2 separate regions of the Homo sapiens genome follow, and region 2 is linked to region 1. Evidence: chromatin loops called from intact Hi-C (ENCODE). Cell type or tissue: heart right ventricle. All regions are shown on one strand. Links, peaks and the distances in the headings refer to the core of each region. The heading gives the core; the rest is flanking DNA. Region 1 overlaps SAG (S-antigen visual arrestin). Region 2 overlaps HJURP (Holliday junction recognition protein).

What was found. Peaks named below come from ENCODE experiments on the same cell type or tissue, not always from the same donor. Only the 100,000 strongest peaks of a DNase experiment are listed, where the experiment ranks them.
Region 2: it touches region 1 in a loop (6-fold over the local background); 2 of 110 quality-filtered maps call a loop at or near these places.

The regions. Positions count from the first base shown.
Region 1 is chr2:233,340,376-233,353,460 of GRCh38, reverse strand. SAG (S-antigen visual arrestin) reads right to left here. Exons shown (of 16, transcript NM_000541.5): 13 at 12,983-13,006; 14 at 11,135-11,190; 15 at 7,049-7,058; 16 at 6,406-6,654. The coding sequence ends at 6,549. Among named protein-coding and RNA genes, the nearest start is that of DGKD, 7.6 kb to the left of the region's middle. RefSeq lists an enhancer at 3,861-3,960. In heart right ventricle, for the core only: no CTCF peak of the experiment used is centred there; DNase peaks (open chromatin) are centred at 4,100 and 4,389.
Region 2 is chr2:233,833,582-233,850,048 of GRCh38, reverse strand. It overlaps HJURP (Holliday junction recognition protein), which reads left to right. Exons shown (of 9, transcript NM_018410.5): 4 at 190-286; 5 at 2,588-2,652; 6 at 4,229-4,321; 7 at 5,766-5,844; 8 at 7,844-9,440; 9 at 12,397-13,347. The coding sequence ends at 12,472. Among named protein-coding and RNA genes, the nearest start is that of HJURP, 13 kb to the left of the region's middle. In heart right ventricle, for the core only: no CTCF peak of the experiment used is centred there; no DNase peak of the experiment used is centred there.

The DNA.
Region 1 (13,085 bases), core at 1,181-6,180:
GAGGAAATGCTGTCCATCTGTCTGCCCTGCTCTGAGGGGCAAATCAGTAAGGGACTGCCCAGGTGTGCCCTCTCCCTGTCAAAGGGCTGCCGCTAGAGACCTCGCCTGCCAATAGGCATTCGCTGGCCGCGCCGCCCTGGGCAGTGACCTGGGGCTGCAGAGTGGCATCTGGCATGGGGACACGGCCAGGGGCATGGGCTCACGGCCAGGACAGAGGAGGACAAGGCCTAAGGCAGGAACAGTCCGGGACAGGCCGAAGGCCCCATGGTGCCCCAGGGTACTATAGCCACTAGCCACATGTGGCTACTTAAATTTCAATTAGTTAGAATTCAGCATTCCGTTCCTCAGCCACAGGAGCCACATTTCAGGGACTCAGTAGCCGCATGTGGCTTAGCAGCTGCCACGCTGGATAGCACAAATATAAAACACTTCCCCCGTCCCCCCAGAAAGTTCTGCAGCACAGTCGCATGCTGAACTGTGTCCTCCCGTAATTCATATGTTGAAGTCCTAACCCCCAGTACCTCAGCATGTGACTGCATTTGGAGTTAAGGTTTTTAAAAAGGTAATGAAGTTAAAATGAGGTCACAGGGGTGATCCCTAATCCGGTATGACTGGCGTCCTCATAAAAAGAGGAGATGAGGACACAGACACACACAGAGGGCAGCCCATGTGAAGACACAGGGAGAAGATGGCATCTACAAGCCAAGGAGAAAGGCCTCCGATGGAACTCCCCCTGCCGACACCGTGATCTCGCACTTCCAGCCACCAGAACCGAGAGCGTCAATTCCTGTGGTGGAAGCCGCCCGGCCTATGGTGCAGTGCTCTGGCAGCCCTAGGGAACTCATGCAGGCACAAAGGGCTCCAGCCTCCCCACAGGGTTGGGACTTTTCTATCAATTAACTACATGTGGAGTGATACACAGAGGCAAAACCCTGGAGGAGTGTGCAAGGCGGAGGAGGGGCGGGGACGCACAGGGGAAGAAACAGTTCATTCCTTCATTCCGCGGGGGAGCCGGGTGACCTGAGCAGGGTTTGGGATTGGAATGGAGAGGTCAGATATGAAGGGAGTTTCCCAGGAAAACGCAAAAACGGGGAGACTACCCCTACCAGGTGAGCAGAGCGGGTGACGAGGGATTTTGGTGAAGCCGGTAGCAAGGCGGGTGCGGGAGGCAGGGAGGTGAGCAGCGGCGCCAGGATGCAGAGTAGCCTCCCGGCCCTGCTCTGAGGCAAGGACTTCAGTCCCGTGGGCACTGGAGCTGGCAAGGGGGTTTGGGAAAGCAGAGGAACTCATGTGTCTGGGCAGAGAATGATCCATAGGAGAGAAGACTAGAAATAGGGAGGCCATTAAAATGCTGTTGCCGGCCGGGCGCGGTGGCTCACGCCTGTAATCCCAGCACTTTGGGAGGCTGAGGCAGGCGGATCACGAGGTCAGGAGATCGAGACCATCCTGGCTAACACGGTGAAACCACGTCTCTACTAAAAATACAAAAAATTAGCCTGGCGTGGTGGCGGGCGCTTGTAGTTCCAGCTACTCGGGAGGCTGAGGCAGGAGAATCACTTGAACCCCGGAGACAGAGGTTGCAGTGAGCCGAGATTGTGTCACTGCACTCCAGCCTGGGCAACAGAGCGAGACTCCGTCTCAAAAATAATAATAATAATAATAATAATAATAAATGCTGTTGCCTACACCTGTTAGGAGCTCAGGGGACATCCAGGCCCCAGAACTCATCATTTTAGAGTCAAGGAGGCAAGGGCATGAACGTGACGGTTAAGAAGCAGAAACCGTGGCTGGAGAGGAGGAAATCTGCAATTACCAGAAAGTACTGAGATTGTCACAGACAAGAGGAGCCAAGGAGACATGATGACTAAACGTCACGTGGGTTCCTAGATGGGATCCCAGAACAGAAAAAGGACATTAGGTAAAAGCTGAGGACATCAGAATTAAGTATGGGGCTTTAGTTTAATAATAATGCATCAATATTGATTCCCGGGTAGGAGGAGGGTGAGGATTGAAGAACTACCTATCGGGGATTATTGTGCTGATTACTTGGGTGACAAAAGTATCTATCTGTACACCAAACCGCCATGACATGCAATTTACCCATGTAAAAAACCTGCACATGTACCCCCTGGACCTAAAATAAAAGTTGGAAAGAAATAAGTATATTTTACTGGAAACAACATTTGAGTCACTCAGTGTGGCAAATGTACCCTACTCATGTAAGGGTTAATAATAGGGGGTTTTGGGTGTGGGGGACCTCAGTATAACATCTTTGCAACTTTTCTGTAGATCTAAAACTACTCAAAATAAAAAGTGTATTTTAAAAAAAGAGGATTAGGCTTGGTAAGAATTATATTCTTAAAGCAAAGAAAACTGGCATAAATGTTCTTTGATGATGAAGCAGCTTTTTTGTTCTCCTGGTGAGCGCACAGCGCTGTTCCCCTGGAGATCTCAGGAAGGGCTGAGACATCAACTCCCCCAAAGCGGTGGCCTGGAAGAGCACATTCCCTCCGGTGCCTCTTTATTGAATGAGTCACACTATGAATCATCTCTAACGACAGCCTGCTCCCTGAGTCTACCCCACCTTGAGGGCATATCAAGATGGCAGTAATAACACACTTCACGTCCAACCTAATTCTTCTTTGTGACACGTCAGTGAAGAGGCGCAACTCCTGTCAGAAAGAACCACTTCACATTGGAGAATATAAAAGGGAAACTTGAAAACATGGGAATCATCCAATTTTTACCCTGAACTAGGGTCATGATTGTCATTTGGAGCAGCACATTTCTCCACTGCATGTGACATAGAGCTTCTGGTCCCCAAGCATGTGAAAACCAAAAACCACCATACACATTTCCAAATGTCCCCAACTCCCACCCCGCACCTGCCCTACTCCTCAAAGATCAGTAAATGCGACTCAGTCCTGTGAAATGAAACTGGAAGGAAGAAAGGTTTTTTAAATGTTAAAGGAGTAGGAAAACAGACACCCTAAAAAGGAATTAACCACACATGTGACAAAATTGCAGAGAACTGAATACACACACTAGTACAAATCCAGTTGTGGAGATCTCAGTCAGATGAGCAGACTGGACCCACGTCGATACCCCGCTGGGATATTGTACTGTAGCTTTACATGATGTTGCCACTGGAGGAAGTTGGGTAAAGCGTTCCTGGGGTCTCTCCGTATTACCCCTTACAACTGCATGTGAATGTGCAAGTCTCTCAATGAAAATTTCTTTTTTTTTTTCTTTTTGAGATGGAGTCTCGCTCTGTTGCCCAGGCTGGAATGCAATGGCACAGTCTGGGCTCACTACAACCTCCACCTCTTGGGTTCCAGCGATTCTCCTGCCTCAGCCTCCTGAGTAGCTGCGATTACAGGCACCTGTCACTATGCCCAGCTAATTTTTTGTATTTTTAGTAGAAACGGGGTTTCTCCATGTTGGCCAGGCTGGTCTTGAACTCCTGACCTCATGATCCGCCCGCCTCGGCCTCCCAAAGTCCTGGGATTACAGGCATGAGCCACCTCGCCCAGCCTGAAAATTTCAATGGAAAAAAAAAATAGCAAGGGCCAAGGGCAGTTGTTGTTGAATCCTAAATGCTAATCTCCCTCCCCCCACTCCACCAAACTCTCCTACTTCCATTCAGCACCATACAGTGGGCAAAGGTCTAGTTATAGACTCAGGGACACCAGCATTCAAGCCTTGACTCTCACTAGCTGTGTGACCTATGTGTAAGGTACATAACCTTTCTGAACCGCAATTTCCTCATCTAAGAAATATGAATGATGCTACTGATTTATAAGTACTACTGAAATGGTTACATGTCAGATGTGAAGTACTTGGCACAAGGTAGGCACTCCATCAATAGCAGGGATCCATCCCCCTTCTCCAGCCCTTCATTGCTGGTTGCAGAACTTTCTCCATGCAGCACCTTCAACTGCTCTGTACCCCGTTTCTTGCACTGCATCTGTCCCAAAAACTCTGGGCCACACATTCAACCTGCACGTAGACTTCCTGCCTCCTGATACCAAGGGACACTACATGCCAGTAGACAGCCCCACACATGTGCAGGCTGAGCTGAGCCAAGCTTCCACTTTCTGCTCAGGGCAGCTGGCTGCTCGCTTCCTCCCCCAACTCCCTCCCCAGCGTGGCCAGCTGCAGGCCATAAACAAGCCAGCACCTGGAGGGCGTATCGAGACATTTTGGCACCAAAATAACTAGGAGGGTAAGGGCTGTGCTGACCTCTGCTCTCCAGGGATTGGTCTTCCAGCCCTTCCCTCCAGCTCTCTCACCCACGTAGTTCCAAAGGTCGGGCTTATTAACGTCCACCCTGACTTAGGATGTCCTGGGGTCAAGCAATGCAGGAACCAACGGGCTGGTCCTCTCACCAGGCACCACAGGGCAGAATCCCAGGCCCTGGGCTAGCCCAAGAGCTCTAGCAGGAGCTAAACACAGCAGCCTGTGTGCTGTGGCAGAGGACAGGGGAAGGGCTCAGTGCAATGGGGAACAGCTTTGGGAATCCTCAGAGGAGTGTGCCACCCTGGCCATCCCTTGTCTGCGTGCCCTGAGGGGAGCATGGGTTGAAATGGTCGTGCACCATTACCTTAGCATAGAGAGAAAAAGAACGAGGGACTGTGTCTGATCCTGCTAACTCGCAGCCTGAAGGACCAATCTTCCACCTGTAGTCTAGTGTATTATAAATCCTCCTCCCAATGCCAGGATGCGTGAGCCAGCACACGGGTCCACACCTCGCTTTGTCTGGGATCCCATCCAAGCTTCCCAAGTGGAGCCTCCTCATCTAAATCCCAATCTCCAGGACCCGAACAGCTGGAATCCTTCTGAACAACCCCAGATGCTGGGAACCTTCATGTGTATGGAACCCATACCCTGGCCAGCCCTCTGTCGCCATGTTCCATCCCAGAAGCCTGATCCACGTGTACTCCCCATCTAGAACCCCTCCCACTCACCCTCTGCCTTCTGTGAGTGGGTTGAACTGTGGAGGAATCTCCAACCCCCCTTTACCCTGCTCCCTTAAAGCATGGACCAGAGATGGACCAGAGCCTATGCATCTCCATCCTCTCCTTGGCCGCCATGAGCCTGTTCAGTATCTGTGCCATCAGCAGCAGGCCCGGTGGGTACCTCAGGGCAGGAAGGGACCCCACAAAGGAAAGGCCCTGGTATCACCTCTATTATCCCTCCTCCACCTGCAGTTCACCTTCCTCCCTGACACTCAGAGTGCTCTCCCCTATGCCTCTCACGCCCAGTCTCAGTGAAGCACGCTCTAAGTAAGCCCATGTGACTCACAATCAACCCCCTTTTCTGGGACTCTCCATCTCCAGGGCTGGGCTCTGCCATCGCTGACCACGGGGTGTTGATCCTCCCAGCCAAAGCTGAGCCAGTTGGATTCTCCTTCCCAATAACTGCCCACTGGGACCAAGAGACGCAGAGCTGGGAACGTATGGTGCTGAGCTGCATGAAGAGCCGCCCTGGAGAGTGGGTCCCTGACCCCTGAAGCTTCTCTGATTCCTGCTTACCCCAGGTGTGGCAGCTCAGGTTTGTCCTTCAGTTCTCTGATCACACCGGGGTCCTCCCACTACATTCCTTCTCCCCACCTTAATTTAACCAAATCTGATTTTGCTTCTTGCATTGAATAGAACTTTACCAACAACCCAAAGCTCAAACAGACACCTGGACCCAAAAGTTGAATCATTAACCAAGAGTATTTTTGTCCACAGATGTTCTCTGCCCTATTTAACTTAGGAGGCTCTTTAGGGGCCTGGAAGTTGGGACTGGTCAGGTAATTAGAAACATACACTGGTGGCCAGGCGCAGTGGCTCACGCCTGTAATCCCAGCACTTTGGGAGGCTAAGGTGGGTGGATCACCTGAGGTCAGCAGTTTGAGACCAGCCTGGCTAACATGGTGAAACCCTGTCTCTAATAAAAATACAAAAAATTAGGCGGGCATGGTGGCACACGCCTGTAATCCCAGCTACTCAGGAGGCCGAGGCAGGAGAATGGCGTGAACCCGGGAGGCGGAGCTTGCAGTGAGCTGAGATCACGCCACAGCACTCCAGCCTGGGCAACAAGAGCGAAACGAAGGAAGGAAGGGAGGGAGGGAGGAATAAAGGAAGGAAGGAAGGAAGGACAGACGGACAGACGGGAAGGCACTGTTTCCAGAGAAACAGCTCAGACTGGGACTCCTAGGAAAGCCCCTGGACACACCGAGGGCCCCACCTGGTGAGCACATTGATTTCCAGACGCCTTCTCTCCCTCATGGGAGTGGTGAGCCCTTCCGTGGGAGGCTGGCCTCCCTCTCCCCAACCCTCCCACTCCAGGGACCCTAATGGTGGCAGCTTGTGTCATGTCATCAACTCAGCCTCCCCAACAAATCAACCAACTCATGACCCAGGGGAGAACAAACAAGCTTTATTTCTCGGAAGAAGACTCATCCTTTCATACGCAGCATAACTCCAAAGGACTAAACTGTGGGGCTTTGCTCGTTGCACTGGTAACTACAGGTCATTTTCCGGCATCCTGAGCCGACATCTTCACTCATCAACGTCATTCTTGTCTCTCTTCCCCTCCTCAGCTTCTCCTGCATCTTTCAGATTATGGCGAGCAAACTCCTCAAAAACTAAATTTGCATCCTGATAACTAAAATAAAACAAACAACATTTTGATCATTGCACGCCCTTTGAAGCTGAAACTGAAACAAGATCCTTGATCTTTTTGCAACGAAGGAACTGATCAAGGTTTTCCCCATGATAGAACATGGGGGCACGCCATTTTCCTCAAGGCTTCGTTTAAAATTCCTTTAACTAGCACCAATGGGAGAAAACAAAGGCACGCGCAGAGTGAGCAAGCACACCCAGTGTAATGGTGCGTGCGTGCCGTAAGCACTAGGGAGCAGACGGGAAGTAGCGGATGTGCCTCCTGAGCCGGCAGGAGAGCTTGGGATATGTGCAAAGACTCAAAGAGGGTTTTGTGCTGGAGGAGAAGGTCCCAGAGCATAGGACAAATCAGGGCCACATTCAAGAGGCTCACTCACCTTTCCTTAGCTGTAAGCATGGAATAAAAGGGAGGCAGGGAAGAGGGAGAGAGAGACATTTGTTAGTCTAAATTCTATATCATAGCTGTACCTAGAAAATGTCTACCTTTTAGGTGACTTTACAATTTGAGAGATAAGGCCTAGATACATGCAGTTCATGATCACTGCGTGTAATTCCTGCCTCCCTGCCTTTCCCACTGGAACAGCTTTTCTCCTTGCATTTTATTTATTTTATATTTTATTTTATTATTTTATTTTATTTGAGACTGTCTCTCTCTGTCACCCAGGCTGGAATGCAGTGCCACAATCTCTGCTCACTGCAACCTTTGCCTCCTGGTTTCAAGAGTTTCTCGTGTCTCAGGCTCCCAAGTAGCTGGGATTACAGGCATGCGCCATTATGCCTGGCTAATTTTTGTATCTGTAGTAGAGAAGGGGTTTCAACTATGTTGGCCAGGCTGGTCTCAAACTCCTGACCTCAAGTGATCTGCCAGCCTCAGCCTCCCAAGTGCTGGGATTACAGGCGTGAGCCACTGCGCCCGGCCTCTCCTTGCATTTTAAATCACTGCTTCCTTTACAATGTGCCACAGCCTTCACCTCCTCACATGAAACCCCCCCAGTCTCAACTCTAGGATGCTTTCCCTGATCAGCCTTGCCCCCTCTGATGTCGCTTCTCCTTTCTTATTTATTTATTTGAGATGGCATCTTGCTCTGTTGCCCAGGCTGGAGTGAAGTGGCACAATCTCGGCTCACTGCAACCTCCGTCTCCCAGGTTCAAGTGATTCTCCTGGCTTAACCTCCCAAGTAGCTGGGATTACAGGCACCCACCACCATGCCTGGCTAATTTTTGTATTTTTAGTAGAGACGGGGTGTCACCGTGTTGGCCAGGCTGGTCTCGAACTCCTGACCTCAAGTGTTCCGCCCGCCTTGGCCTCCCTGCCCAGCCAGTTGCTTCGCCTTTCAAAGTATTTCTCCTTCCATGTCCTCGGGACCCCATTGAGGTCAGGGTCGCCAGGGTGCCGTGAGCATGTGCACCCTGGCACCTCCATCTGTCAGGCTTCAGAGGCCTGAGACCTGGGACTTGACGTTCACCAGCACCCCAGGGTTAGAGTGTGCATTAAAGCTTGAGGACCAACCCCCAGCCGCAAAGTTTTCAATTTCTGTTAACATATTGATTTTGTTGTTGTTGAGTTATGTTTTCACATGTGTTGTATCCCCAGACTAACTGCTATTAATTTGAATGGTTTTTGTACTTTTTTAGCTTTCTGCCCACCTAGTTTTGGGGAGCACAGCGGCGATTTGATGGTGAGCCCCTACTCTCGCCTCTGGTGCCCACCTGGAAGCCAGCACTGGGAGGGAGTGTCTATGAGGGTCGCTACGTACAGGGGCCCTAGAGAGGCTAGCTTGTCAAAACATCCCCTGAGCAAGAAATACCCTGCGGCCCACAGTGCTCAGCGAAGAAATTACACTAAGCGGGACCATCAGCCTTGCAGAGGTAGACAACAAGGAAGAATCAAATCAGCATCTTCGGATTCAGTAAAGATGCCCTTGACAGGGGACAATAAAAACTTGGTAGCATGTCACAGCACTTATTACACACAAATTACTTGGTCCCCAGGCTCCAGCAGGGCTTAACTACATATAGCTTATGCTTTCTCTGCTTAGAATCCTACCAGCCTAGACTCAGGGAGCCGAGAACTAGGCAGAGAAGACAGGAGAGATGACATTTATCTCTAGAAATCTCATCTATCTCATATCTATCTCATATCTCTAGAAATCAGAATTTTGTAACCATGGGGTGATTTGTCTTAACCTTTGCTCCCAGAAATCTCACAGTACAAAAGATCATTGTTTCATCCTGACATTGTGATATGTTCACTGTTAAGGCCATAATGACTGGAACGTGAAAGTTGTATATGGAAAAGAATTTAAAAAAATTAAGTCAGGCCGGGCACGGTGGCTCACGCCTGTAATCCCAGCACTTTGGAGGGCTGAGGCGGGCAGATCACCTGAGGCCAGGAGTTTGAGACCAGCCTGGCCAACATGGTGAAAACCCATCTCTACTAAAAATACAAAAATTAGCCAGGCGTGCTGGCGCGTGCCAGTAATCCCAGCTACTTGGGAGGTTGAGACAGGAGAATCACTTGAACTCGGGAGGCGGAGGTTGCAGTGAACCGAGATCATGCCACTGCACTCCAGCCTGGGTGACAGAATAAGACTATGTCTCAAAAAAAAAAAATTAAGGCATAAAGTCTACTCAAAGTTCCAGAAAACAACCCAACATAAACTATGACATCTCCTCAAGTGACTATCTTTTTAATGTCCTTGAAAGGAACCAGAAAGCATCTTAATCCCACACCATGAAAAAGTAACATTTTAATGACACAAGCATAAATGAACTGAAAACATATAGCTGGACTACATTTTTCTCCAAGGGACAGTTTTGGAAAAGTTCATTGAGGATCTGAATCCAAAGTATTTGGAAGAGCTATTTTGAAACAAAGTACTGTTGAGACAAAACCTAAAATGAATAGTGGGGGCTCATTCTAATGTTTAAACGGCATTTCACTACCAATATAGAAAAGCTATTTGTAAAGTATGAGAAAAATAAACCCTGCTTGTTTATACCACTTTTACTTAAAATATCCCTTATTCCTATACCTACGGAGAGTTCTCATTTAGACAGATCTGTTTTTCTTTCCCGTCAACTAAGCTGCCTCGATGCAGAGAATGTTTCTTCAGAATTTCTGAGATTTCACCTATATTATTTTTGCTGCTTCATTTACCTTTTTAGAAAGAGAATGATTGAGATCAAATTCATATATCATACAATTTACCTTTTCACAGTCGACAGTCTAGTGGTTTTTATATGTTTTCAGAGTCATACAACTATTGCATCATTTCGCATCCATACAAGAGCCAGTAGATTTATAATTCAAATGAGCTGAGGTGTCAGGAACCCAGCCTGACCCTCTTTTCTAGTATTTTCTGTATTCTTACCATAACTGCCACTGTCAAAAATAGTTATCTTCAGGCCGGGCGCCGTGACTCACGCCTGTAATCCCAGCACTTTGGGACGCTGAGGCGGGTGGATCACCTGAGGTCAGGAGTTCAAAACTAGCCTGGCCGACATGGCGAAACCCCGTCTCTACTACAAATACAAAAATTAGCCAGGTGGGGTGGCAGGCGCCTGTAATCCCAGCTATTCAGGAGGCTGAGGCACGAGAATCACTTGAACCCGGGAGGCAGAGGTTGCAGTGAGCCGAGGTTGTGCCACTGCACTCCAGCTGGGTGACAGAGACTCCATCTCAGAAAAAAAAAAAAAAAAAAAAAACCCCAAAAAAAAACAGTTATCTTCAGCCAGGTGCAGTGGCTCATGCCTGTAACCCCAGCACTTTGGGAGGATGAGGCAGAAAGATCACTTGAGCTCAGGAGTTCAAGACTAGCCTGAGCAACATGGCAAGACCTCATCTCTACTAAAAATCAAAAACATTAGCTAAGGGTGGTGGTATGCCTGTAGTTCCAGCTACTTCAGAAGCTGAGGTAGGAGGGTGGGTTGAGCCCAGGAGGTTGAGGCTGTAGTAAGCTTGATCACACCACTGCACTCCAGACTGGGTGACAGAGTGAGACTCCGTCTCAAAAAAAAAAAAAAATTATCTTCTTTTAAATGTCTGTTAATGCTTTCAAATGAAACATGAGGCCTTTTGTTTCCAAATGAAATGCAAAATCCTCGTGCTCTAAAATTAAGTTTTTACCTAAATCATCTTTAATTCTAAATCCAGGTCTGTTGACAGCAGAGCTTCTGCTCTTAAATCATTCATGATAAAACCTCACGAGATTGTCCCTGTCCAAGAGCAAGGATGCTACATCTTGCAGACTCCAGCTGAAGGTGGATAATCTACCCGGCTCAGCGCTGAACAGATGGGCCCTCCCTTCCCCCCAGACTATTCACCTTGTAGATCACATGGAATCTCTTACACCTGGCCACTCCCATGCTCTGAGATGCGGTCAAGAAAGACTAGAAATACATCAACAATAAATCTGCAAGTAGCAAATAATTAAAGAAAGCTAAAAAAGGACATAACTGACCTGGGTCCTCAGGCTGAGGGTGCATGAGGCGGAATGGGACCTCAGTGGCGACTTCACTAGAAAAAAAGAATGAAGATTGGTGTGAACACCCATACACACAATTGTAAGTAACACAGCAAAGACCTATGGCTGCGGAGAGTCACAAAAGATCCCCAGGCCCAAGCTGAAAGACAATGCAGTGGGAACTTTTTTTTTTTTTTTTTGAGATGGAGTCTCGCTCTGTCGCCCAGGCTGGAGTGCAGTGGCGCAATCTCGGCTCACTGCAACCTCCACCTCCTGGGTTCATGCAATTCTCCTATCTCAGCCTCCCGAGTAGCTGGGACTACAAATGCATGCCACCATGGCCTGGCTAATTTTTGTATTTTTAAAAAGTAGAGATGGGGTTTCACCATGTTGCCCAGGCTGGTCTTGAACTCCTGATCTCAAGTGATCCACCTGCCTCAGCCTCTCAAAGTGCTAGGATTATAGGCATGAGCCACCCTGCCCAGCTTCATCATTTTAAAGTGCACAATTCGGTGGCATTAAATACATTTACGCTGTTATGCAACCATCACCACTATCTAGTTCTAGAACATCTTTATTACCCAAAAAGAAAATCTCATCCCCCTTAACCAGTCACTCTCATTTTCCCTCCCTATAGTCCCTGGCATAACCACTAATCTGTTCTCTATCTCTATAGATTTGCCTGTTCTGGATATTGTGTGTAAATGGATTCATACAATATGTGGCCTTTTGTTATTGGTTTCTTTCACTTAGCGTAGTGTTATTAGTATAAGGTTTATCCATGTTGTAGCATGTACTAGTACTCCATTCCTTTTTATGGCTCAGTAATATTCCATTGCATGGATATACCACATTTTGTTTATCCCATTCATCTGTTGGTGGACATTTGGGTTGTTTCTACCTTTTGGTATTGCAAATAGTGACAGCTGCCTTTTAAATTATGCACGAAGCAGCAGCAAGTTAAGAAACATTTGAGACAGGCATTGAGGTTATGTACTGCATCATCTCAGCTCTTAGTCGGGCATAGTGGCGTGCACCTGTAATCCCAGCTACTCAGGATGCTGAGGCAGGAGAATTGCTTGAACCAAGGAGGCAGAGGTTGCACTGAGCCAAGATCATGCCACTGCACTCGAGCCTGGGCAACAGAGCAAGACTCTGTCTCAAAATAAAATAAAATAAAATAAAACAAAACGGTTAAAATGGTAAAATTTGCCAGGTGTGGTGGCTCATATCTATAATCCCAGCACTTTGGGAGGCCAAGGCAGGATCATCACTGGAGGTCAGGAGTTCGAGACCAGCCTGGCCAACATGGGGAAACCCCGTCTCTACTAAAAATACAAAAATTAGCCAGGTGTTGTGGCACACGCTTGTAATCTCAGCTACTCAGGAGGCTGAGGCGGGAGGATTGCCTGAACCCAGGAAGTGGAGGTCACGGTGAGCCGAGATCACGTCACTGCACTCCAGGCTGGGCCACAGAGTGAGACTACATCTCAAAAAATAAAATAAATAATATAATGGTAAAATTTATGTTATGTGTATTTTACCGCACACAAACACACACACACACACACAAGCTGGCTGCATGGAGTGTGCCAGTTTTCTGGGTGTGTATGTGTGTGTCCTTACCCAGGCATAGGTCTAGCTGTGGTCCCAAAGAAATCTGGTCCCAAAGAAACGCCTATGAGCCACGGTTCTGTGATGCATCCGAAGGCAAAGCATCATTCCTAACACCTCTGAGCACAACTGTCCAGAAAGCAGCTTTCATCAGAAACCGTTTTGGAGCCCCAAGTTTGCTGCCTTTGATATCTTGAGAAACAATCAAACAAGGAAGGTGAACAGGCTTACCTGGAGGTGAGCTCTCCCAGAAAGCTAGAAAACACAAACAAACGCCTGTCGTTAACTGTCACAGTGGTAACACGACCCTTTCCCATGATTCAGAGGCAGGACA
Region 2 (16,467 bases), core at 3,110-8,109, 490 kb before region 1:
GAGCCTCAGCTCCTTCCTACGCTCTTGAGGCCTCTTATAAAGTGGACATGCAGGGAGAAGAGAAGCCTTGTGGCAGGCTCTTGCTGTCTCCTGTGTTAACAGAAGGATTGCAGTTTTATTATTTTGCGGTGACTTTGAAATGTGCTGTCACTCAAACAACCATGTTTTTATTGGCTTCTGCACTTGGAGGACTCCTCCATGAAGCCCGCGGACAGGACAGATGGCTCCGTGCAAGCTGCAGCCTGGGGTCCTGAGCTTCCCTCGCACCGCACAGTCCTGGGAGCCGGTGAGTGTTGCCTTCGTCAGAGAACTGAAGTCAGGAGGGACCAGGTCTGACGCACCTGTTACAACAGCTTAAAGCCTAGATTCCTCAGTAGTGAAGTTTTTATTTTTTCTAAGGTATATCTTAAAAACTAAAATCATGTTAAAGTACCCTGTTGATTCCTTCTGAGCTCTGCCTTGCCCACAGTTACATCCGGTGCCTGACATATGAATGGTACTCAGGTGTTTTTTGAGTAAATAAACATGCCCCTCCATGTGAAAAGTTAATATCCAGATTTAGTAAGACTTAAGATTTGCCCCTACAGGGTGGTGTTGTGAACCCTCACTTCTATAGGGCAGCTTCCCACTTCGTCCTCCTAGGAGGCTCCTTCCTTTTCCCCAGGCCAGTCTCACTGCCCACCCCCATCCTGTCCTCTTTTCTAGGGAATCTGTCCCTCACCCCTTCCTTCTGTCTTCAGTCTCTGTCCCCTGGATCCATCCGTCGGTATTTAGATGCGCTCAGACTCACGTTAGATACATCAGACCCTTCGTGGCTCTCCCCTGTCCTGGGCCCCTTCCTTGCCACATCCCTTTGCCCAGTTCCCTTTACCACCAGAGTGAAATAACCTGCTCCGTTTGGTGCCATGGATTCCCTACCCCACCAACCCCGTGTGTTCCTCCTCTCCCGACTCCTTTCGGCTCCATCTCTAAAGCCCAACTCTGGGTGAGGTTTCTCACAACCCCATTGCTAAATCCTGTTAGCATTCTTTGGGTTTTATTCTTTGGGTTTTGCGCTCTCCATTGCATTTAAACCTTCCAGAAGTTCTGGCCTGGGCCTCTGTGGCCCCCTGCTCCTCGGCCCCATGCTCCTCCAGTTTTCCTCCTTCTGTCTTCGTCCTTCCAAGCCTGCAGTCTGCTCGCCTCCCGTCCCTGCTGGATGCCCTTTCTAGAGGGTTTGTTTGAGCTGCCTTTGCCCTTCCCCCAGGTGGAGCCATGGCTTCTCTGTGTGCTGACTGTAACCTCCAGCCAGAACTCAACTGGGGGCGTTTTACTGCCCAGCAGCCCCTCTGCTTCAATACTTCATGTCCAGACTTGGCACAGCTAAGACTCAGCCCGACAGACAGGCTCCCCATCTTCTGCTCTGCGCCTCAGTACAGGCCCCTGCCGTCTTCCCTCTAGCGTTAGCCAGAAACCCAGGATCTTCATCTCAGCCTCTGCCTCATTCCTCATGGCCAAGGCATCCCTGTCCTGTGCCTTGTGCTTCGTTAGCTCTCATGTCCCCGCTGAGCACCAGCCTCCAACCCCACCCGGGCTCCCTCCGCCCCACTGACGCCCCTGTGAATGTGGTCAAGCCGCTTCTCTGATGCAACACGTGGCTTCCCATTGCTTTTGGGGTAAAAGGCCAGAACCCAGAATGGGGCCTGAAGTCCTGCCTGACCGCATGGCCTCCTTGCTGCCCCCGGGAAGCCCCTGTGATCCCCAGGCTGGAACAGACCCCCACTCTTATCTGAGCTCTTTAGACCTGGGTTCCTCTGCTTGCGAAACAGTTTTGTCACTAGCCTTTAAACACCTGTCTCTCCTGGACACTGGCCTTCCGCAGCCTCTGTCCCCCTCTGCCCAGTCCCTTTCCTGGCACCTTGCCTACACCAATAGTTAGTGATGGGTGTTGAGTCGCTAAAGGGAAGCTGGTGGTCTTTCAGAGTAGAATTGGAAAGCTCTTCATGAGGATATTTACCTGTGGTGCTATGTGTTTACTGCTATTAATCCAGATTTTAACTATAAATCCTTAGGTCCATGAATTTCCCCAACCGCTTGAAATCACAGGAAATAGTTATTTGATAGATGTACTGCCCAGTATGGCACCCACCAGCCCTCTCTGGATGATATTTAAATTAGTTGAAAGTGAAATAAAATTTAAAATCCATTTCCTCAGCCTTACTGGCCACATCCCAGCTGTTCAGTAGCCCGGTGTGGCTAGTGGCTGGCCTAGGACAGCAGGCAGAGAACTTTCCATGGTCACCGGAAGTTCTGTCGAGCAGTGCTGGGCTTGAGCGTCTCAACTTCCAGGCTCAGAGGCCATGGAAAGCTGGAGGTGGTGCAGAATCTGCCTTTCCTCACTCCATGGCCCCAGGCAGTTTCCCATTCTAGGGGTTCTCTGGGTTACTAAGAACCACGGGCAGCCGTAGATGGCTCCAGTGGGTGCACCCTTGAAGCAATGGGGATTTTTACTGTACAACTTACTCGAAGTGATGCCAAAACCATCCTTGAGAGGAAAATGCACTCCTTCCTGAAAATCCTGATTGAGATTTACTTGTTTGACTTTTAGATTCAAAAAGCGGTGAGGTCGATGCCACGTCAGACCAGGAAGAGTCAGTTGCTTGGGCCTTAGCAGTAAGTGCTGCCTTTAGTAATGAATGGACAGAGGGGGCGCTTGGGGGCTCAGGGGTCCATCAAAGCCCATGTGGCCTGAGGCGGGCAGCGCTGCCTGCACTTTTCTGGAAGTCCTCTCCTGAGGCTGGCTTTTGCTACTTCCAAGTCTCGGATTTCCTCGTGTCGATTCCCTTCAGCGGTAAGGCCCTCCTCTCAGTCTAGCACCTGGCAGCCAGTTCTACCCCCAGTGCAAGCCTGATTCACGATGATTTTCACTCTGCAGATAAAGCTGTCAGTGTGGTTGGCAGGGCGCCATCTGCCTGGATGAGCACACGACAGGAAAGCTGGGCTCTCGGTCAGTCTCCCCTACAGGGGCAGGGTAAAAAGAGAGGTGTTCTAGGGAGTATTTCCAGGTCTGTCCTCAAATGCCCCAAGTCACAAGGTCGCCTCATTGGGCAGCCGTCACTAACCCAAACAGTAAGTGTCATCTATATGTCTGTTTCCCAGAGTGCCCCCTGGGTCACAGAAACCACCCGTTTTCTTATGGGATGTGCTTCTTATCCTCCTTGGTTGGGATAGATGCGAATTTACACAGAGCTTAACCAGCTCCAGCATCTTTCCTGGCCCCCGTGTCACACTCTGTTGCCTGCCAGAATACCTGATGCATGGTTTTCCTCTAAAATTGCTACTTTTGTGCAGAGGGTTTCCCACGCACCCATGTGTGACTTTCAGTGACTAAGAAAAAGGCCGTGGTCCTGGGGAAGAAAGTGGATGCTCACTGAGAGATTGTGTAGGGATTGGAACAAAGGGGAAGTGGGTGGTACCAAGAGTCAAGAACCAAAGTGCCAGCCCCACTCAGCAGAGGATAGAGGGTGACGCCCTCTATTTCCAGTGTCTAGCAGGGGAGGGGTAGGAGAGCCTCCTGAGCTGGAGCACTGAATTTCTGTTTTTGTTTTTGGTTCTTTTGAGATGGAGTTTCACTCTGTCACCCAGGCTGGAGTGCGGTGGGGCAATCTCAGCTCACTGCAACCTCTACTTCCTGGGTTCAAGCGATTCTCCTGCCTCAGCCTCCCAAGTAGCTGGGACTACAGGCGCCCACCACCATGCCCAGCTAATTTTTGTATTGTAGTAGAGATGGACTTTCACCATGTTGGCCAGGCTGGTCTCGAACTCCTGGCCTCAAGTGATCCACCTGCCTCAGCCTCCTAAAGTGCTGGGATTACAGGCATGACCCATCACACCCAGCCAGGAGCACTGAATTTCTTATAAACTTACCAGTTTGAAGTTATTACCAGTAGTTGAGTCCTGAACTCACCTATGAATATTCAGATTTTTTTTTTCCTGGTCTAGCAATGCTGTCATAAACTTCTCTAGACATGGTTTTTTTGTGTGTGTGTGTCTTTTTACATTCTTTTGGATTATTAACATAGCAGGAAGTGAAAAAGTGACTTTGAATAACATCATGGAGGTGAAAGTGACTTTGAGTAGGATCATGTAAAGATTTGTACATTAATGAGCTTGCCAGTTTGTTCCAGAAGCCAAAAGGTCAGCTATACTCAGAAGCTCTTAAAAATTCTGACTTCTCTTTTTTGATCAGCCTGCAGTGCCTCAAAGCCCTTTGAAAAATGAATTAAGAAGGAAATACTTGACCCAAGTGGATATACTGCTACAAGGTGCAGAGTATTTTGAGGTAATCTGTTTCCCAGTTGTTTGTTTTTATATAATTAGATCATAAACTAAATACATTGAGGTACAGTGTTATTATGCTTTTTGTTTTTTCTACAGAACCCATAAAGAGCATTTGAAGTAATGATTTCCAAATTGTTTTATTCACATGCTGACATACTTGCTCTTCTTGAATAAACACTCCAGGTCCCCCAGGGCAGCGCCATCAGGAAGGTGGGAGCCCTGGCAGGGGTGCTCTGCCCACTGTTCTGGGGCAACTCACAGAAAAATCTAGTGGGGCAGCCAGGCACAGTGGCTCATGTCTGTAATCCCAGCACTTTGAGAGGCCAAGGCAGGTGGGTCACTTGAGGTCAGGAGTTTGAGACCAGCCTGGCCAACATGGTGAAATCTCATCTCTACTAAAAATAGAAAAATTAGCTGGGTGTGGTGGTGCGTGCTTGTAATCCCAGCTACTTGGGAGGCTAAGGCAGGATAATCGCTTGAACCCAGGAGGCGGAGGTTGCAGTGAGCTGAGATTGTGCCACTGTGCTCCAGCCAGGGTGATAGAGCAAGACTCTATCTCAAAAAAAAAAAAATCTATTGGGGCCACACACGGGACTCTTAAGAGCAGCCCTGACCTCTGGACCAGGATTTGAAGCTGCATAGTTAGGGAAGCAATAGTCCCCACATTCCCTGGTGCGATCAGGCTAGAATCAGCTGCAAGGTGAGGAGGCTGACCCTTGGCACCTGTCCCGCCTGCTGAGAGGTCATGTTGGGAGGGGGGGGATGTGATGGCATGAGAGGTGGGCACACTCACCTGCCAACCCCTCTCTTAAGGTCAGTGCCCTCTGCCATAGAATAAAGGACATTGCAACACCAAATACTTAGGAAGTACACATTGCAGAATAAGAATTCATCTCCAGAAAAAGGCAGCAATCTCACAGGGGTGTATGTGTTTTCTTACTGTGCTGCTGACCAGCGGAAAGCCTGTATTTGTGGACCACCGACTTAGTGGATGTACCTGAAATGCTTTTTCCTTTAACCCAAGGCAGCAAGTGGTGTCCTCTTGGTTGCTGTGTTGATCCAGGGAACAGATTAGGGTTAGGAACGAACGGATCTACTGGGTCTTCTTTGTCCACCGTCCGGTTGGCCCCTAGGTGTTCTTGTGGTCTGAGTATAATGCTAGACAAAGAAAGCTACCAGCGCCCCTGGGGTAAGAAGTTACTGGCAGGTGAGTGGTGACTGTGGCTGGAAGCTATCCTGGAGACCACATCAACTGTCCAGATCTTAGTAGGACATATTTTCTTCCCACTGCCCGAAGCCTAGCTGGCCACTGTCACCACATTCACACGCTTGTCGACATGGCTGTGCTAAGATGCACAGTCCGCATCGTCAGGGGAGAACCCAGCTCCTTGCACCCAGTTGACACCTGGCAACTTTTTTCTTGTAACCACTGGCTCTGATTTCAGTGTGCAGGTAACAGAGCTGGAAGGGATGTACGTGTGACTCCGCTGCCTTCACTGGCCTCACCTGCCGTGCCTGCCCCCGGTGAGTGTGACATAGAAACTGTATGAACAGTGCGTGTTTCCTTCACTTTTGTTGGAGCTGCGTGGCCCCTCAGAGCTGCTCATACTGGCCACGCCATCATTTCCTGGTGTGTTTCATCAACATAACTTGTTAGAGATATACTTGGATTTCACTGGAAGATTAAGATGTTTCAAAATGAGCTGTTTTCTCCTCCACGTCTGCTCTTTATTCCAGTTTACTAGCTTGAAAAGTTTTGCATCTCCAGAAGCACAGGACTAGTACAGTGAACACCCTTCACTTGTTTCACAATTAACATGTTGTCATATCTGCGTTATCACCCCCTGCCACACACGTGCACACACAGTGTGTATTTATTTGCATTTGTGTATGCATTTATCCCTAAATGCCTCACACATACCTCCAAAAATCGGCTAATTCTCCTTTATGACTACAGTACGCTTAACACAGGCCAGAAATTGAACATTGATGCGGTACTGTTCTACCCATTGTGCCAGTGACGTCCTTTGCAGCCTTTCTGGTTTGCCTGATCGTTTCCGGACCCACTCAGGCTGGTACCACCGTTGCGTTTAGTCTCCCTCCATCAAGAGCGGCTCCTTGGCATTTTCTCCCTCATGGTCACCTTTCATATTATTGCCTTTCTTGAATAGCACAGGCCAGTAATTTTGCAGAATGTCCCTGAATTTGGACCTGATTGCTTCCTCGTGGTTAGGTTCACGTTAAACATTTTTGGCAAAATTACTACAGGGATGACGTGTCCTCTCAGAACATTTGGTCAGTCTGTCCCATTCTTGGTGACTTTTAGGCTGGTCATTGAGTTAAGGTAAGACCTTACTTCGATGTTTCTCATTGCGACAGGCCCTTTTTCCCTGGAGTCATCTATGTGTGATTCTTTGAGATCTCCTAGGAACCTTTTCTCTAAAAGCTTCTCACCCAGTGACTTAGAAGCCAGCAATGCGGATCGCCTGGGTGGAGGTCCCCGCCCAGGTTGTTTCTGTCTCTGCCGTTCCTTGGCACACGTCAGTTGGCATTATTCTGCTCAAAAGAGCTATCTCCCCTCTGGTTCTTTTTTTTGCTTCCTGTAGTTCCCTCTCATGCTTTGATTTATTTTATTTTTATTTTTTAGGATCAGTAGGAATTCATGGAGTCTTTTTGTTCTTTGATTCACATGTTATAATCCATTGCCGGTATGCAATTTGACGCTCAAGTAACCCCAGATTTAGCTGTCAGGGAGCCCCTTTCAGGCTGGCTTTTGTGTCGTGTAGTGCAACGACATGCGTTTTTGAGCACTTCTTCACCCCTGCCCTGATGCCATATCTGCCTCTCCCAGTTCTCACCAGCCGCAGTGAGTTAACACGTGCTCATCTGGTCAATTGTACAGCATAAAATAACTCTAGCATTGCAGCACCTGCTACCACTCTTCACAACCATCTACTAAATAAGCTTGAAAATTTCCAAGCAGCTCTTTTTATCCTTAGACAATATCTCTTTAAGAGGCAGACACTCAGAGTATTTGGACTCTTTTTTTTTCTCTTTATCAATTTAACATACAGATTTTTTTTTTGTTTGTGTTCAATTTTATGGTTTTTTCCCATCACTGTTGGTTTTTTTTTTTTAAATATAGGAAACATTTACATGATGCAAAAGTCAAAGCTATATGAAGAGGTTTGTTTAGAAGTCTTACACCCCTTCCCATCCATGTAGGTAAACAGTGTTGTCATTTTTCAGTTTCTAATTAGCTTTTGAAAAGGCATCCATCTTCTAAACAGCCTAGAGGGAAAGGAAGACACCTTTGGGAAATGTACGATGGAGAGTAGAAATCAAATTTTGATACCAAAAAATATCTCTGAGAAGAGTCTACTCCTACACATTTGTGGTGTTTTTGTTTTTGCTATTGCTTAAAAAAACATAGTCCTGATCCAATCTTAAGTTCTGTCATCTGTGCACATGGATGGTTTAGAATGGTAACACACCTTTACTTTATGTGTATCTTTTCTCCCAGGATACTGCAGTCGTATCTCCAGAAAGAGTCCTGGTGACCCAGCGAAACCAGCTTCATCTCCCAGAGAATGGGATCCTTTGCATCCTTCCTCCACAGACATGGCCTTAGTACCTAGAAATGACAGCCTCTCCCTACAAGAGACCAGTAGCAGCAGCTTCTTAAGCAGCCAGCCCTTTGAAGATGATGACATTTGCAATGTGACCATCAGTGACCTGTACGCAGGGATGCTGCACTCCATGAGCCGGCTGTTGAGCACAAAGCCATCAAGCATCATCTCCACCAAAACGTTCATCATGCAAAACTGGAACTCCAGGAGGAGGCACAGATATAAGAGCAGGATGAACAAAACATATTGCAAAGGAGCCAGACGTTCTCAGAGGAGCTCCAAGGAGAACTTCATACCCTGCTCTGAGCCTGTGAAAGGGACAGGGGCATTAAGAGATTGCAAGAACGTATTAGATGTTTCTTGCCGTAAGACAGGTTTAAAATTGGAAAAAGCTTTTCTTGAAGTCAACAGACCCCAAATCCATAAGTTAGATCCAAGTTGGAAGGAGCGCAAAGTGACACCCTCGAAGTATTCTTCCTTGATTTACTTCGACTCCAGTGCAACATATAATCTTGATGAGGAAAATAGATTTAGGACATTAAAATGGTTAATTTCTCCTGTAAAAATAGTTTCCAGACCAACAATACGACAGGGCCATGGAGAGAACCGTCAGAGGGAGATTGAAATCCGATTTGATCAGCTTCATCGGGAATATTGCCTGAGTCCCAGGAACCAGCCTCGCCGGATGTGCCTCCCGGACTCCTGGGCCATGAACATGTACAGAGGGGGTCCTGCGAGTCCTGGTGGCCTTCAGGGCTTAGAAACCCGCAGGCTGAGTTTACCTTCCAGCAAAGCAAAAGCAAAAAGTTTAAGTGAGGCTTTTGAAAACCTAGGCAAAAGATCTCTGGAAGCAGGTAGGTGCCTGCCCAAGAGCGATTCATCTTCATCACTTCCAAAGACCAACCCCACACACAGCGCAACTCGCCCGCAGCAGACATCTGACCTTCACGTTCAGGGAAATAGTTCTGGAATATTTAGAAAGTCAGTGTCACCCAGCAAAACTCTTTCAGTCCCAGATAAAGAAGTGCCAGGCCACGGAAGGAATCGTTACGATGAAATTAAAGAAGAATTTGACAAGCTTCATCAAAAGTATTGCCTCAAATCTCCTGGGCAGATGACAGTGCCTTTATGTATTGGAGTGTCTACAGATAAAGCAAGTATGGAAGTTCGATATCAAACAGAAGGCTTCTTAGGAAAATTAAATCCAGACCCTCACTTCCAGGGTTTCCAGAAGTTGCCATCATCACCCCTGGGGTGCAGAAAAAGTCTACTGGGCTCAACTGCAATTGAGGCTCCTTCATCTACATGTGTTGCTCGTGCCATCACGAGGGATGGCACGAGGGACCATCAGTTCCCTGCAAAAAGACCCAGGCTATCAGAACCCCAGGGCTCCGGACGCCAGGGCAATTCCCTGGGTGCCTCAGATGGGGTGGACAACACCGTCAGACCGGGAGACCAGGGCAGCTCTTCACAGCCCAACTCAGAAGAGAGGTAGGTGTGTTTCTGTTGGTTGAATGTGGTTTATGTGAGTGACTGCTCTTTGGACAGAGGCTTTTTATGGTAGGAATCTTTGCGCCACGTTTAGTGAATCTCAGCCGAATTCTTACATACGTGATCATTTTCTGAGCTTTCTCCCAAATGCTTTTCCTTCCTGTAAAGTCAGCGTCTCTATCAAGAATGTGTCCCTGTGTAAGATGCATCGAGGTAAAGCAGAAAGTGCTCTTGCAGAAGTTTCACACTTTCCATTAGAATGCATTCAGAGGCTTTTTTCCTGCAAATCCTCACTTACTACGCTTTATTCGTCTTTGTCAAACCTTCATTTCTAACCTCTTCATCTGACACTCAGAAAATAGCTGTTGTAAGGCGAAAGTGATCTAAAGCGAATGACTTCCTATTTCTGGATTCCTGGTAGGGAAAGAGCAAGAGTGGCCTGGGAGAGCCACGAGCACAGTATTCTCACAGGTGCGAGGGGTGCCCTGCAGATATCTCAGTGCTCAGTGTTAAAACTTCTGCACCTTGTTCTGCAGCTTAATTTGTGCGAATCATGTCAGCTAGAGTTTTAGTCTGCGTGTGCCCTTTTCTCTAGAGACAGTGGGGTGGGGTGGGTCAGTGGGAGTGAGTACCTTTGTTGGCATTAAAGGTTGGATTCCCCAGCACAGCTTCTCTGTGTGTCCACAGTCAGGATCTGGAGGATGCGACTTTCTTAACCCACAGGTGGACGGGACTTGACTGTGGGTTTGATTTGGCCGGTTCCTTTGGGTTTTGTGTGTTTGTGGTTCCAGCAGGTGAGGCCGTGTCTCCAGTATCCTCTTCCCTTGTGCCCTAGCCTGGCGATGTGCCTCTTCTCTGAGGTCATTTGGGTGGACCCTGCCTGCCATAAGTGTCCCATTTTCTGTTTCTCCCACCTGGACCCGCCTGGCCTGCGAGCCCTTCTCAGCCACTGGCTCCTGCCGTGCGTCCAGCTCAGAACCAAGGTCTGGTATGCCTTGTTCCTTCTGTGGTGCCTGCCTTCGAAGCCTGCAGTCCCGCCTGTGCATGGCAGAGACCACACTCTCAGACCGCCAGCGGCCTCCTGTGGCTTGAGCCCCCTGGGGCCTTTCTCACTGTCACTCTGTCTTCCCAATGCCCTTGGACTGCTCAGGGCCACCTGCTCCAGGGTCTGCCGTAGGACAGCCCTTCCCTTCCAGGGAACTTTCACTGGCATTCTCCCCCTACTCCCCAGTTCTTTGCTATTGCATCCTCGGACATCCTCCCTAGACTCCACCCACCGCTCAGCTGCCTGCTCCGTGCAGGTAACCCCCACCCTCCCAGGGGCTGCACATGGTGGGTGCTGCAGTGGGGAGCTGTCTGGACACAGACCAGTCTCATGGGTTAGCGGCTCAGGCTCCTTGGCTCAGTTCTAGAAGCTCCCAGGTTTTGTTGGATGTTTTGGTTTTCAAAGTTATTTTCGTGTATAAAGTCATACTGTGTGAGCTAACCAGAAGCAGATGAAACAAGCCTTGGTTGTCATCTGTCTTCCCAGTTGAGGATGGACATACGTAAGTGTTCAGGTGATGGGAAAGGTTTTTCTCTGCAGGGCCCCAGCTAGGGTCAGGGGCACTGTGTGGGCAGGGCCCTCGGAGCTCCTCCCCTGGCAGTGCACGGCTAACAGCAGTCTTTCCCTCGGGTCTTGGTCTCCAACTGTGTGCCTGATGCCCACTCCTGTGCCCACTTGGGGCTTTTTCAGACCAAACCACCAGCCGGGTGACTTTCAGCCACAGTTAGTGAAGCCTTCAAGAATCTCAGCTACATCTTCATGGCAGACACTTCATGGAGGCTGCTTTGAGGCAAAGTTTATGCGTTCTGTTTAACAGATGACCTCTCAAGAGTCTCCTTCTCAGTTGAAAGGGGAGAATTTCACCAAAAACAACTGTCCGGCCCAGAGAGAGATCTGAGGTTTCTCCTGGTCTCCCACACATCAGAGCTCCTCTGCTCTGCTCGTCCTGCTTGTCTAAACCTAACTGCTTTTTCTCAGATAGTGCCCCAGCTCTTCCTTTTACCATCATCCTGCCCCTGGGATTTTGTCTCGTGCCTTTTCCCACCTTGTTCCATGATCTGGCACCGTGCCAGTCGCCTGCAGACCCCTTTCCATGAGTGACATCTGCCCCAGTGCTCCGTGCAGAGGCTCCTGCCTTGCTTTTTCACCTGCTCAGTCTAAAGGGCTTTCTTCTGGCCCAGCCACACAGGAGGGACCTCGGCCTTGTAGAGAATGGTGTGAGGTTGCATTATTGTGGGACCATCCTGAGGACTCAGCCCTTGGTGGCCCCGCAGGGCCCTCCCAGCTACCCTGGAATTTGATAGCAAGTCAAATCATGAACACCCCAGGTTTCATTTTAAACCACAATATAAACATGTTTAACTGGTTTCCTATGTTTTTCTGCTTTTCCCGCTTAAATGATAGATTTCTTGAGGAAAGAGACCAATTCTTCATGAGCTGCAACTACATATGGAGTTTTCATGCCTAACGTCTGAGTGCTCTCTGTGTGCCAGGCCATGCTGAACCGTTTTTACGTCTTATCTTCTTTCATCCCCACCAGAACCCCTTGATTAGATCGATTCTGTCCAATAGGCAGGCTGTCTCTCCTTTTAATAGATATGGAAAAGTAGCTTAAGTCTTAGAACTCCTAAATTCACTCGTGCAGCAGCGCTAGCTGGGCCAGGGTGTGGGATGTGGACTTCCCCACCAGCTTGTGCTCCCTGGGGGAGTGTGGGGAGCAGGGTCGGGGGGTTGCCATTATATTTTTGTTGTTTCTTTAACATAACTTACTTATTTAACGTAATGCCACTTTCTATAAGTATTTTTATACATGCAATGGAATAAGTAGAAAACAGTTAACCTTTTAGTGGCTGGCATTGGGAATTCTAGAATTTTGCTAACATCATTTTCTTTGTCTTTTTTTTTTCCTAGAGGAGAGAACACGTCTTACAGGATGGAAGAGAAAAGTGATTTCATGCTAGAAAAATTGGAAACTAAAAGTGTGTAGCTAGGTTATTTCGGAGTGTTATTTATCTTCCCACTTGCTCTCTGTTTGTATTTTTGTTTTGTTTTTGATTCTTGAGACTGTGAGGACTTGGTTGACTTCTCTGCCCTTAAAGTAAATATTAGTGAAATTGGTTCCATCAGAGATAACCTCGAGTTCTTGGTGTAGAAATTATGTGAATAAAGTTGCTCAATTAGAATTTTTAGGGTTCTCTTTGATAGGCCTGTTTTTCTGATGTGTGTGTTTTTTTTGGGGGGGGGTTATTTGTTTGTTTGTTTGTTTGTTTGTTTGTTTTTGAGACAGTCTCTCTCTATCGCCCAGGCTGGAGTGCGGTGGCACAATCTTGGCTCACTGCAACTTCCGCCTCCCGGGTTCAAGCGATTCTTCTGCCTCAGCCTCCCGAGTAGCTGGGATTACAGGCGCGCGCCACCACGCCTGGCTAATTTTTGTAGTTTTAGTAGAGACGGGGTTTCACCATATTGACCAGGCTGGTCTCGAGCTCCTGGCCTCGTGATCCATCTGCCTCGGCCTCCCAAAGTGCTGGGATTATAGGCGTGAGCCACTGCTCCCAGCCGTGTGTTCTTTTTTAAATTTAGATATGTCCAGAGAATCCTCTCTCCTGTTTCCCATTTCATTCGAGAATATTGTTTGCTTGTGAGACGTAAGTTCGAGCCCTGCATGCAATGACCCTTGAAGGAAAATAAACAGTCCTGGTGGTCCCAGACGCTCCTGCAGCCACAGCGCCTGTGACTCCTCATGATTCTTACTGAAGCTGTTGATGACAGGATATCATGGTGACGTTTTTGTAATGAAATATTTCACATATTCAGAATACATTGGTGAAACTCATGCTGGAGTAAATAGTTAATATATGGCCATATGAGTTTGGGTTTTTTTTTTTTATGAAAGATTTAAAATGAGATTAAATTACACATTTTTCATTCCCGCCTGCCGCCCCAGGCGATTGCTCTCCTGATGTCAGGTATCACCCCCATACCCTGCCCCATATCTCTTCCCCCCTGCGTCTTACATTGGGACCATGTTATGTGTGTGTGTGCGTGCGCACCTGCATGCTCAGGCTGCCATAACAATGCTGGAGACCAGGTGGCTTAAACAGTAGAAGTTTATTTTCTCACAGTTTTTGAAGACTAGAAGTTTAAGACAAGGGAGCCAGCATGGTTGGGCTCCGGTGAGGACTCTTCCTGGCTTGCAGAAAGCTGTCTTCTTGCTGTGTCCCCACATGCTGGAGAGAGCAAGGTCTCTGGTATCTTAGGAGGGCACTAATCCCATCATAAGGGCCCCTCACTCATGACCTCATCTAAACCTAATCACCTCCAGAAAGCCCCATCTCCAATACCATCATGCCAGGGGCTAGGACTTAATCATAATTCAATCCATAGCCTGTGAGTCAGTAAGGAGGGTGCACGCTGCTGAGAGCCGAGAACCTCGCCAGGTGCTGCAGACCTCACAGACGGCTCATTTCCTCAAAGAACAGGCCGGCAGTGTAATGCTGGCTCAGGCTCAGCCAGGGCCAGAATGGCCCCTACAGATCTAGAGCCTTCCCTCAGGCCTGCTGCTTCCTAAAGGACAACGCGACCCACCCTTTCCTCTTCAGGAAAACCATCACTGCAACCCAGAACTGCTTGTGCCTCTCCTTCCCCCACACCCAGCAGACAGCTGAAACCTTGCTGCCCGGGCCAGGCCTGGCTGCCAGAAAGGCCGGTGTTCTGTCATCCAGTGGAGGAAGGTGAGGTGGAAGGATCTGGGCATGGGTCTTGCCAACTTACAGATCTGCCAATAAGGGCCCCATAAACTATATATGGTATAGTCTCTCTGTTTCAAACTATATGAGTAAATTAATACTGTACATATGCTACAGTTTTGTTTCATCAAGAGACTGAATATGACAAGAGCTGATAGATGTGGGCATCTCACTTTGAGTTCTCTAGGTGGTTTATTGTCCTGGATGTCTGCGGACGGGTGCAAAATCCACCCGTGATCCTTGTGCATAACTGTCAACTATCTGTGGCACACACACACCTAGAGGCAAATTACAGGTCACGGATGGGTGTGCCTTGAACTTCCATAGTTATTGCCAAATTGCTCTCCCAAATGGCTGCCCCAGTTTGCCCAATGTCCCACAATATAAGAGGTACCTTTTCCCCACATTATCGCTGCCAGTTGCTGCCAGTCTGAGCTCTGGCAGGTGTAAGATGTGTTGCTTCACAGTTTGCTTTCTCTTGATGACTTGTTGAGCATGTCTTCCTGGGAGTCCTGGTTTTTTAAATGTCCTCAGGACACTGGTTTTATATTTGCCTCTTCCTGATTTGGATGTATTCTGGATCCAATGATATGAAACAATCCAGTTTTTAACTTCTATCATCTATCATTTGTCATTTAACTTTGTGTTATTTTATTGTATGGAAGTTACATTTTAACACAATGCTATGGTTCGGATGCCATTTGTCTTGAAATTTAATTGCACATGTAATTGTTAGGGGGTGGGGGCCTAGTGGCAGGTTTTTGGGTCATGGGAGTGGACACCCCATGAATAGATGAATGCCCTCTTGAAGGAGTGAGTTCTCACTCTCTGTGAGAGCGGGTTGCCTTTGCACCTGCCCACTCACCTTTCTGCTTTTCCACTGTGTCTCGAGATAGCACAAGGCCCTCACCAGAAACCAAGCAGATGCCAACATCATGCTCTTGGACTTTCCAGCCACCAGAATTAGGAGCTAAACAAACCTTTTCTGTATAAATTACCCAGCCTTGGGTATTCTGTTTTAGCAACGCTAAACATACTAAGGCAGATAACTTCCTCCTTTTTTCTGGCTTCTGCTGTTACTTTTAAAAGAAAAACTACCATACTCTCAGGATAAAAAAAATACTGTACTGTCTTAAATTTTGCTCTCTCCATTTAGGTCTATAAACCATCTGGAAATGTTTCTGCACAGGCATGGAAGGAGAGCCAATTGTACAGATGTACAGCTGCCTCCTTGTACTCTATCGAATGGTGCACTCTCCCCACTGCATCAGTGGTGTTCAAGCTTGTTTAGCAGCAATACTCTTTATCACTGGGCAGGAAATCAAGTCACCATTTGCTCCACAAAACAGTTTGAAGACCACTGTTCCAGAGAAGGCTTTAGCACGGGTTGGATTTTGGACAGCATAGCAGCTCTCTCCTGTTGATGGGACCCCGGATGGTGAATTCCTTTGGCAGTTGGACTGGGAACAGTTTGGAAGTCCTGGTTTACCTGCTCTGGGGACACCTAGACTATTCTGATGGCCTGAGCATAGCAAAAGCCTTCCCCACACTGCCCCTCTCTTCCCCTACATGTTCTTAGACATGGGGCTAATTTCTCCTTTTTGACCAGCAGCCAAATTCTGTTCCAGGCCTCACTGGGCTCCAGTTGCAACAGTCCAAACTTAACTTTGGTAACTTTAAGTCGCAAAGGGAAGGGCCTGGAATAAATGTCAGTTCCTCCATGCGGCCTTTCTGGATTGTCTCCAGACTTGCACACCCACCCTCCTGTGCCACTGTAGCACTTGCACCCTGGCTGCAGTCCTCCCTCTGATGTGTGTTGTGGTTAGGTGCCTTTCCCTTTAAGAAGTGTCCTGGCCTGGCACGGTGGCTCACGCCTGTAATCCCAACACTTTGGAAGGCCAAGGTGGGTGGATCACGAGGTCAGGAGTTTGAGACCAGCCTGGCCAACATGGTGAAACCCCATCTCTACTAAAAATACAAAAATTAGCTGGGCGTGGTGCTGCGCACCTGGGCTGAGGCAGGAGAATCACTTGAACCCAGGAGGTGGAGGTTGCAATGAGCCGAGATTGCGCCACTACACTCCAGCCTGGGCGACAGGGCAAGACTCCATCTCAAAAAAAAAAAAAAAAAAAAAAGAAGAGTCCCTGGAGACAGATGGGACACTCTAGGCCTCCCCTCACCGCTTGGCACAGTGCCTGGCCTTAGGCACGCTGTCAGCATGCGTGTGGATGAACTC